2 separate regions of the Homo sapiens genome follow, and region 2 is linked to region 1. A link is a contact called in ENCODE Hi-C or POLR2A ChIA-PET data. All regions are on one chromosome and are shown on one strand. Each heading gives the region's core, a stretch centred on a gene start or an enhancer-like site at or near the end of the contact. The rest is flanking DNA. Distances are from core to core; before and after follow the strand shown.

Region 1 (4,305 bases), core at 1,420-3,919:
CATCCCAGGTGAAAGGCAAAAGGAATCCTCATAAGGACAGTGAAGAGAGATTCCAGGACAGCTATCAACAGACAGAGGGCAACTGTTTCAGAGAGGAGCATGAGACTCAAGAGACAGACACGTTGGTGACCTTCATAGCCAAGTTTTCACTGCTATTTTACTCTCTTTTTCAACCCCAGGATAGAATGCTTGAGTGAGCTTGTCCAGATTCTTACTGTGTCATGACCTTTTGCTGAAAAAGCTCCAGCTCTCTATTCCATACCCTGCTGCTTGCATCAGTTGAGGACATTCATTGCATCTCACCAAAGATTGTGCTTAAACCTACATCTGAGAGCTGGAGGTGAGTTAGAAAATAGCATCCCCTACCCTCTGACTTTATTTCTGCCTGACTTCAATACCAGGCTCACCTGAGAACATTGCCAGGTGCTCAGACTGCATGGAGCCCTGTGTTTCCTAGGACTGGTGTATGACCTTGGCCACTAACTTCCCCAGAAAGGGCTCCTGTAAATGCTTAAAGAAGCTGATGCCGAGAAATTCTGTTGCATTCATGCCTGAGGTTTCAACTAATAGAACTTTGATATTTTTTTACACAGCTACTAAATTTTCAAAACTAAAGAATATATTGTTTAGGTATGTAAACATAGGTGGTGAAACCATAAAGCAGGGAATGATTAACGTGAAAGTGCCAATTTTTAAAAAGTGCCAATTAATATTAGCCTCTGGATAACCATGGGTGGGAAGTGAACAGAGGAGAGGTTTTGGGGGCAGGTGCATGGGACTCGTTAATGTTTTATTCTTAAACTAGGTTAGGTAGTGAGTACGTGGGTATGGGGTTTTACAGTTTTTTGTTTTTTGGGTTCTTTGTTTGTTTGTTTTTGTTTTTTTTTTGTTGTTGTTTTTTTGATGAGGTCTCACTCTGTCACCCAGCTTGGAGTGCAGTGGTGTGATCTCAGCTCACTTCAGCCTCCACCTTCTGGGCTTAAGTGATCCTCCCTCCTCAGCCTTCCAAGTAGCTGGGATCACAGGCATGCACCACCATGCTTGGCTAACTTTTTGTGTGTGTTTTTGGTAGAGACAGGGTTTTGCCATGTTGTCCAGGCTGATCTCAAACTCCTGAGCTCAAGCAGTCCACCCGCCTCGGCCTCCCAAAGTGCTGGGATTGCAGCCGTGAGCCACCATGCCTGGCCAGTTTTGGGCTTTTAATTCTTCTTTAAATTGTACCTATATTTTAATAAACTCTTCTAAGGGCAGTGAAAAGTAAAATAATGAATTTCAATGCCATTATCATAGGAAAAATTTCATCAACAGCCAATTTGGCCCTTGAGCCACATCAGTCTATATAGTCCTTTTATCATGGAATTTTGAATAAAAGACCTTAGACCAGCCAGTCCAAACTCCTTTTTATTTGTAACCATTATTATTTTAACTGGCTTTTGGTATATGCTCTTACTGTATAAGTTGCAATATAAATTTATAAGTTCATGTTGTTTTAGATGTGTGGTGAGTTATTAGACTCTCCTTGTTTCCTGGTGGTGTTTCTGTATTTTTCCTTCATCTGAGTCCTTTAACTTTTCTAAAGGTATGCTCAAGACTTTCTTCATTGGCCTTGATAATTTCATTCCACTTAAATATGGGGGTGGGACTGTGGAGGTGGAGACTGAAGGAGCCAACTCTGTCTTTTACCACCACAGTTCTCCTTCCTTTACTTCTCCCCCAGAATGTATTCATTTGGGTTTACTCAGTTCAATGCAAAGAGTTTGGGAGCCCAGGATCTTTTTGCCAAATTGGATGTGAGCTGACTCACTGACATATTTCTCAAGTGACCCATTGGTTCAATGAGTAACATCCTGGAAGAAACATGAGTTATTGTTAATCATAATTATTCCTTCACCTTTCCTGGAATGCCTTTGAAGGCACCAGGCATCAGCAATATCTGTCATCAAAAGCTCTTTTGTCTGCAGTTTCTGTGATTGCATTCAGCTTGTTCACAGCAGAGAGAGGTTTTTTTCCTAAGATGATGGCTTCCCTTCTCTCAAAGGTATCCAATATTTAGCCCGCCTGCAGAAAGGAAGTTGGCACAAGTTCTGAAGAGCCAATCAATTCCTTAGCTTGTTCTTCTTGAACAAGTGACCCTTTCTTGGTAGCTCTAGAATTTCACCACAATTGCAGAAGCTGAGTAACTTGTCAGCTGGTCATTTGTAACCAATAAACTGAAAAGATTATCCACCTTACATTTTGGGTAAATAGACAAAATTTGTAATTCTGGAATTGTGTCTTCAGGGCTGACTGTACTGTGGAATCACATCTGGACAAGATTTTGCTGTAGTTCTTGGCATTCCTGAACAGAATAAAAGCATGAAGGAATTAGAAATCTAAGCCAGAACCCATGCCTATTAATGTAGTTGTCTTCGTGTTAAAATGAGTAAAACATAAACTGAAGCACTGAGGTAAGAGGAATATTAGTTGTAACTTCTTTTGGCTGCAAAGGACAGAAACTCTGTGTACAGGCTTAATAGGAAAGGGACTTATAGGGATGCAAGAGAGTCATAGAAGCCAAGGAGAGAAATGTGGTTTGCCCTCAAGATGAGGTTGGAACCAGGAATGAGAAGGACCCAGGGACTCTTTCTTAACTCTGCTCCCCTTTGTGCATGTACATCATCTTTATTCCTCTTTGTAAATCAACTTTTCTTTGCTTCTCAGTGCAACACAGCCACTCCTGTGTTTGTTTTGTTAGTCATGATAGTCTAGGTTATGTTGAAATAAGAAATAAATCCTGGCTGGGTGTGATGGCTCACACCTGTAATCCCAGCGCTTTGGGAGGCCGAAGCTGGCGGATCAATTGAGATCAAGAGTTTGAGACCAGCCTGGCCAACATGGTGACACCCCATCTAAAAATTAGCCAGGCATGGTGGAGCATACCTGTAATTTCAGCTACTTGGGAGGCTGAGTCATGAGAATTGCATGAACCCAGGAAGAAGAGGTTGCAGCTAGCTGAGATCATGCCACTGCACTCAAGCTTGGGTAAGACGGAGTAAGACTCTGTCTCAAAGGAAAAAAAGAAATCCTAAACCATGAAGATGTTCTTCCTAACTCGTGTCACAATTTTCCATGGGCTGAGCAGCACTTCTCCATCCTATCACTATACCATTTGGAACACGTGGCCTCCGAGGTCACTGTGGCAGGGAAACAGAAAGTGAAAAGAGATGAGAAATATTTTCAACAGTTAGGCCTAAAATGATCTCATAATCACTTCTGTCTATTTCCCATTGGCCAGAACTTAGTCACATGGCCTCAACCTAACTGCAAGGAAAACTGGGAAATGAGATGAGCATTGGGAAGTTAGTGAGCACTAACAATCTCAGTCACATCTCCAATCAGCAGAAAACCCAGACCAATTAGTCCAAACTACTTGTTTCCTGAGGTTGTTTCTATGGGTTCAAACTCTGAATTCCTAGGGAAGAGACTCTTGCCCAGCCTTGCTCAGACTCCTGCCCAGCTCTGATCCAATCTGCTCTGTCTTAGAGGCAGGATCATGTTGAACAGAATATCTGCCAGGATCCCATCACTTTTAACATATGGTTCAAATGTGGAAGAGAAGGACAGTACTCAGAAAGGGTAGGCTTCTCAGACAATCGTTAGTGTCCACTACATAGAAGCATGTTTTATTTCTGGAGCCTCTGAGAATCAATCTTACACTATTTATGCTGTTTCTCAATAATGGTTTCTGGGTTTTAGGGAAAACCTTATTTTAAACATGCAAAAATTATAGTGAACCTATTTAGAAGAGTTAGGACTTACTGCTTTTCCCTCTAGAAAACGATTGACAAGACCTACCTTTGGAAATAAGGTACCTGACTTGTGAGGATGGTTACCAGACACACAAATGTGGAAGCCGTTTTTCCTGATCTCAGTTGAGAGCTGCTACTAGAACACAAAGATGGCACTGGAGTCCTCCCAAATGGACACCCCCCTACTGTGGTAGTCATTAGGGTTTTTCCAAAGAGTCTCATTCTTTTCTCCTTCTGGATATAAGATTGCACACCTCTGTCTCCTTTGTAATTAGATGTGGGGATATGACTTACTTTGGCCAATGAAATGGAAACAGAAGGGACATGTGTCACTGGTAGGCAGAGGCTTGAAGAGCCCCTTCATGATTCATCATACTTTCTTCTCCCTGCTTAGGTGATTGTAGAGGCGTATATTGATATGGAATAGCTCGGCCTGGATCTCCCTGCCTACTCATGCTGGACATCTAGCTTGAGCAAACAGTGAACTTTTCGTTGTGTTGAACCACTGAGACTGGGG
Region 2 (4,369 bases), core at 686-3,185, 73 kb before region 1:
TTCTTAAAATCTGTTAAATCTGAAGACAACTCACCAGCCTAGGATCTTTTCGATAGCAACAGTACAAAGCTGCGGACATGGTAATGACATAAACTTGTTATTACAGTACAAATAATCAAACCTACTTCCAATCCACAAAGAAGAAAATTTGGGAAAGAATAATAAATTGGGCAAGCTGAACATTTCAGTACCTTTGAGAAGAAACTGTAGTCAAATTTTGCAAAGAATGGTTTTCATGTTAGAAGTATTGTGTGTTAACATCTTAAAGGTTATGCTATGTCCATATTTCAGCAGATCAAACTTATAATCATGGAAATGAAAATCAAATTAATATGTAAATGAACCTTAAAAGCGTAAGACATAAACTTACTAAATTTTGCAAAAGTTCAAGTTGAGTTCTGTAAATGGAATTTAAATTAAAACATACAATATAAATCAGGGATAGGTAAACAACTGGCCAGCTGCCTGTTTTTGTACAGTCAATGAGCTAAAAATGTTTTTTCACGTTTAAATGGTTAAAAAAGTAATATTTTTTCCACACGTGAAATCCATATGAAATACAAATTTCAGTGTCCATAAAGTTTTATTGGAACACAGCCCTGCCTATTCAATAACTATTGTCAATGGCTGCCGTGGAGACCATATGGCCTACAAAGTCTAAAATATTTACTATCTGGTCCTTTTCAGAAAACGTCTTTTTACCTTGTATTATCAGACGTTAGTGCTCATTAAGCCTCATCCTTGGAACCAGAAACGTGAAAACCTATTTTTTTCACATTTTTCTCTGTACATCCTAAATCATAAAGGCCTACATTTGGGAAATAGGCAAGTGATCAAGGTGACAAAATGCAGCTTTGGGAACTGCCTTTACTTTTCTCTGTCCCTTTTAAAAATTCTCTAAAACCAAGCAGAGGAAAAGATTGATATTTCCCAGCAGAGTTGAATGATGAAAACCACATGGGTTTGGTTGACAGTGTGTTGTCTACCATCATGATGTAGGAGGAGGAAACTGTTCTGGAGGAAACTGTGTTATCACTTGACATCAAGTTAAAGGACGCAGAAGCATCATGGTATTTTGTTACCTTATGATAAGAGTTACATATAGGGGAGGAGGAGAAGGCAGGGAAGGGGTGAGTTTTGTTGAACGCCCGGCTAGTATGGCACATGCCAGTGGGAGTGGATGGTGGTTTGAAAGGACTCATTAACTTTTTTTTTTAATGTCTTCTACGAGAAAATGGCCTTGCTTAGGAACATACTTGTTCTGCTAGGAAAAGGGAAAAGGCAAATTTGTTCCCTGGGGTGGGGGTGGGGACGGGGGAGGTGGGATTGCTTGGGCTATTCCTCGTCATCCTGGACAGAAAAGCCGGGGCGGGCGCCGCAGAGGCAAAACAACTTGGGCCTTCGCTCTCGCGGCGCGCGGGGGACCAGCCTGTGCAGCAAGGGCGGCTTTTATCTTTTTATTTTTGGGGTTTCTCCGGGACAATGATGGGCCTTGCGCGGCACAGAGATCGGCCCCACGTCAGCTGCCGCGCTTGCAACAAGCTGGCCAGGGAGCACCACGCGGAGACCAGGCCCGGCCGGGGGCGGGAGGCCGCCAGCGCCTCAGCTCCCTGTCCGGCCCGGCCCCTCCTCCAAGGCGCTCTCCCGCACTGCGGAGAACTGGCTGAAGGCGACATCGCCATTTTAGGTACGGGCAAATTCTGGACGCTCCAAAATCCACGCCAAGCCCTCGGCAGGCCACACCCCCTGCACCGGGCCTCGGTCACTCACCCGGACCCTCATTGGACTCTGGACCGGTCCGATTGGAATCACTGAACACGGCCCGGCTGAAGTTTCCCAGCCGCTGGCGCACCGGATCCGGCAGCTCCATGCCTGGGCCTCAGTATCCCTCACCCCCTCAGACACGGGCTAGTCTGCGGGCGCTCCGAGGCTCCGTGGTTCCCACGGCAACCGGGCGGCGCGAGGCCGGCGGGACCCGGGAGCGCGCGGGGCTGCCCGGCTGGGCTGGGTCTCGTCCGGAGCCCGCGCAACCTGGAAGGGACCGGCGCGCTCAGAGCGCGTTCCAGGCCCAGGGAGCCGCGCGCCTCGGCCGTGTACAAAACGGCAGATCCCTTAGTTCTGCTTTGAGCTCGACCATCCTAAAAACAAACCTATACTAAGAAATGAGCTGGGGTTGGACTGCGATACAAGGAGCCCTCACATTTGCCAGTGGAACTGTAAATCGGTACAACCTTTCTGGAGAGAAATAGAGAACGAATGCAGAGCTTAAAGAATGTCTAGAGGTGTAGGGGTGTGTGTGAGAGAGAGAGACATCATGTGACTGATTATTTTTTAATAAGAAAACAGCAATGGGCAACTGATTAAATGTACTGGAGCACATACATTCAATGGAGTATGTTTCAGCTGCTTATAAAATGCTTGCAAAGGATATTGAATGGTATAGTTTAACTTTATGTAAAAATACAGCAGAAATAAAACTAAATGAGAATGAACCTAATTTAGCAAAATTTATGTGTATGAGTGGAGGGGAGGAGAGAGCGTGTGCACACTGGCTTGAAAAAAAGAACTGGAAAAAAGTCCAAAATGTTAACAGTCGTTTTCACTGGATAGTGGGATTGTAGGTGATTCAAAAATTTTTAAACGTCTTATTTTCTAGCTTTCTCTCAAGATATATTACTTAAAAAAAACTAAGTGTAATACACATACAGAAAAATTGTACACCTTTTGTAAGTAATATATATTACTTAAGAAATAAGTGTAATATATATACATAGACTGAAATCTGTATGTGTAATCAGCACCCTGTTCAAGAAACTTTACAATATTCCCAGAAACTCCCCCTTCCTATTTCCTTTCAGTCACTAAACCCACTCCTCACTCATAACTGACCTTTCCTGAATTCTAACAGCAAAGGAGAGTTTTGCCTTTTTTTTTTTAAATCAGAACATTTATTGTGTGACTAATCTAAAATTTTTTTTTTTTTTTTTTTTTTTAGACAGAATCTTGCTCTGTCACCCAGGCTGGAGTGCAATGGCACAATCTCGGCTCACTGCAACCTCCGCCTCCTGGGTTCAAGTGATTCTCCTGCCTCAGCCTACCGAGTGGCTGGGATTACAGGTGCCCGCCACCACACTCGGCTAATTATTGTATTTTTAGTAGAGACAGGGTTTCGCCATGTTGGCCAGGCTGGTCTCGAACTCCTGACCTCAAGTGATCCACCCGCCTTGGCCTCCCAAAGTGCTGGGATTACAGGTGTGAGCCACCGTACCTGGCCTGAAATTCTTAAGATGAACTGGATGCTGCAGCAGCTGTCCTCTTGGGTTTAGGTGGCATTCCTTTAAAAAATCCATGCCTTAACCTGCTGTACACAATTTTTAAGTGCCTCATTCGACCAGTCCCACTGGTATATTTTTTAGCCTCGGCACTCCAATTATACTTTATCTTGGCTTGGGAGGGTAGCCGCGTTTGCCACAGGCGGACTTTTGAAGGAGTTAGAGTCACAGGGCAGCACTAGCTGTGCATCTTATCGCACCACTTTCTAGATGATGACACTCCCTTTGTCATCTTGCTTCTGTTTTGCATATTTATATAAAAGCAATCATACTGTAAGTACTTTTTTAAAAAACTGGCTTTGTCTTCAACATTACTTTCATGAAATTCCTTCATGTCATTGAGTGTAGATTCTTTTGCCTTGCTCTTTGTGATCATACCACAATAAGCTTACTCATTCTACTGTTGATGAGTGTCTGTATTTTCTAGTTTGGAGCTGTTGTGTATAGTGCTGCTTTGGGGAAAAGATGCCTCTTGGTGAACATATGCATGCATTTTTGTTGAGTGTATATCGAGAGTGGAATTGCCGTGTCATAGGATACGAAAGACCCAGCTTTAGTAGAGGCTGCCTACAGTTTTCCAAAGTGATCAAACCAATTTCTGCTGCCTCCAGCAATGTGTGAATATTTCCATTACTCCATATACTTCACCAACACTTGTTATTTCTTATCCTTTCCTTTTAGCCCTTCTGATGGGTGTGTGGTAAAAGTATTATTTTTACAATCAAAAGGAAAATTACACATTTATATAAATGCAAGAAGAAGATATGGGTGGAAATAAGTTCATGACTAGAATTTTAAAATAATTACACAAACGTTTATTGCATTCCTACTGCTTATTTGGATATCGTGCTAGGCTAATTAGGGATATGGTCCCTCCTCATCAAGAAGCACAGCTCAGTGAAAGAGAGACATGGAAACAAGTAAGTGCAAACACTGTTATTAGACGTGCTCTATTAAAGGACCACGTCTTTTAATTATTAAAGAAGCAATTAATTCGGGTTGAGGATGTCAGGGAAAAGCTGGTTAACTTCTGCTTC

The links. A loop is a pair of places that touch in the nucleus more often than their neighbours do. ChIA-PET counts read pairs that join two places held with the same protein, here RNA polymerase II (POLR2A). Pooled maps may share reads with other maps.
Region 2: a loop to region 1 is called in a map of PC-3, with 9 times the contacts of the local background. The contact joins the promoter of TMEM17 here to the enhancer-like site in region 1. A Hi-C loop is called at or near these places in 7 of 168 maps with a recorded cell type or tissue (Caco-2, Calu3, MCF 10A and 4 more) and 3 of 50 pooled maps. POLR2A ChIA-PET finds 5 or more read pairs at or near these places in 13 of 52 experiments (A549, AG04450, BJ and 10 more).

Annotation. Positions count from the first base shown.
Region 1 is chr2:62,576,307-62,580,611 of GRCh38, forward strand. No RefSeq gene overlaps it. Among named protein-coding and RNA genes, the nearest start is that of TMEM17, 72 kb to the left of the region's middle. RefSeq lists an enhancer at 1,472-2,671. Within about 2 kb of position 2,670, at least 9 of the 41 ENCODE cell types and tissues checked have a DNase peak (open chromatin) inside an H3K27ac peak, as active enhancers do; they include HCT116, PC-3, PC-9 and 2 more, where a contact is called at or near this core.
Region 2 is chr2:62,504,260-62,508,628 of GRCh38, forward strand. It overlaps TMEM17 (transmembrane protein 17), which reads right to left and starts at 1,936. Exons shown (of 4, transcript NM_198276.3): 1 at 1,771-1,936. The coding sequence starts at 1,870. It also overlaps the pseudogene RPL37P13. RefSeq lists silencers at 835-1,129, 1,467-1,636, 1,847-2,116.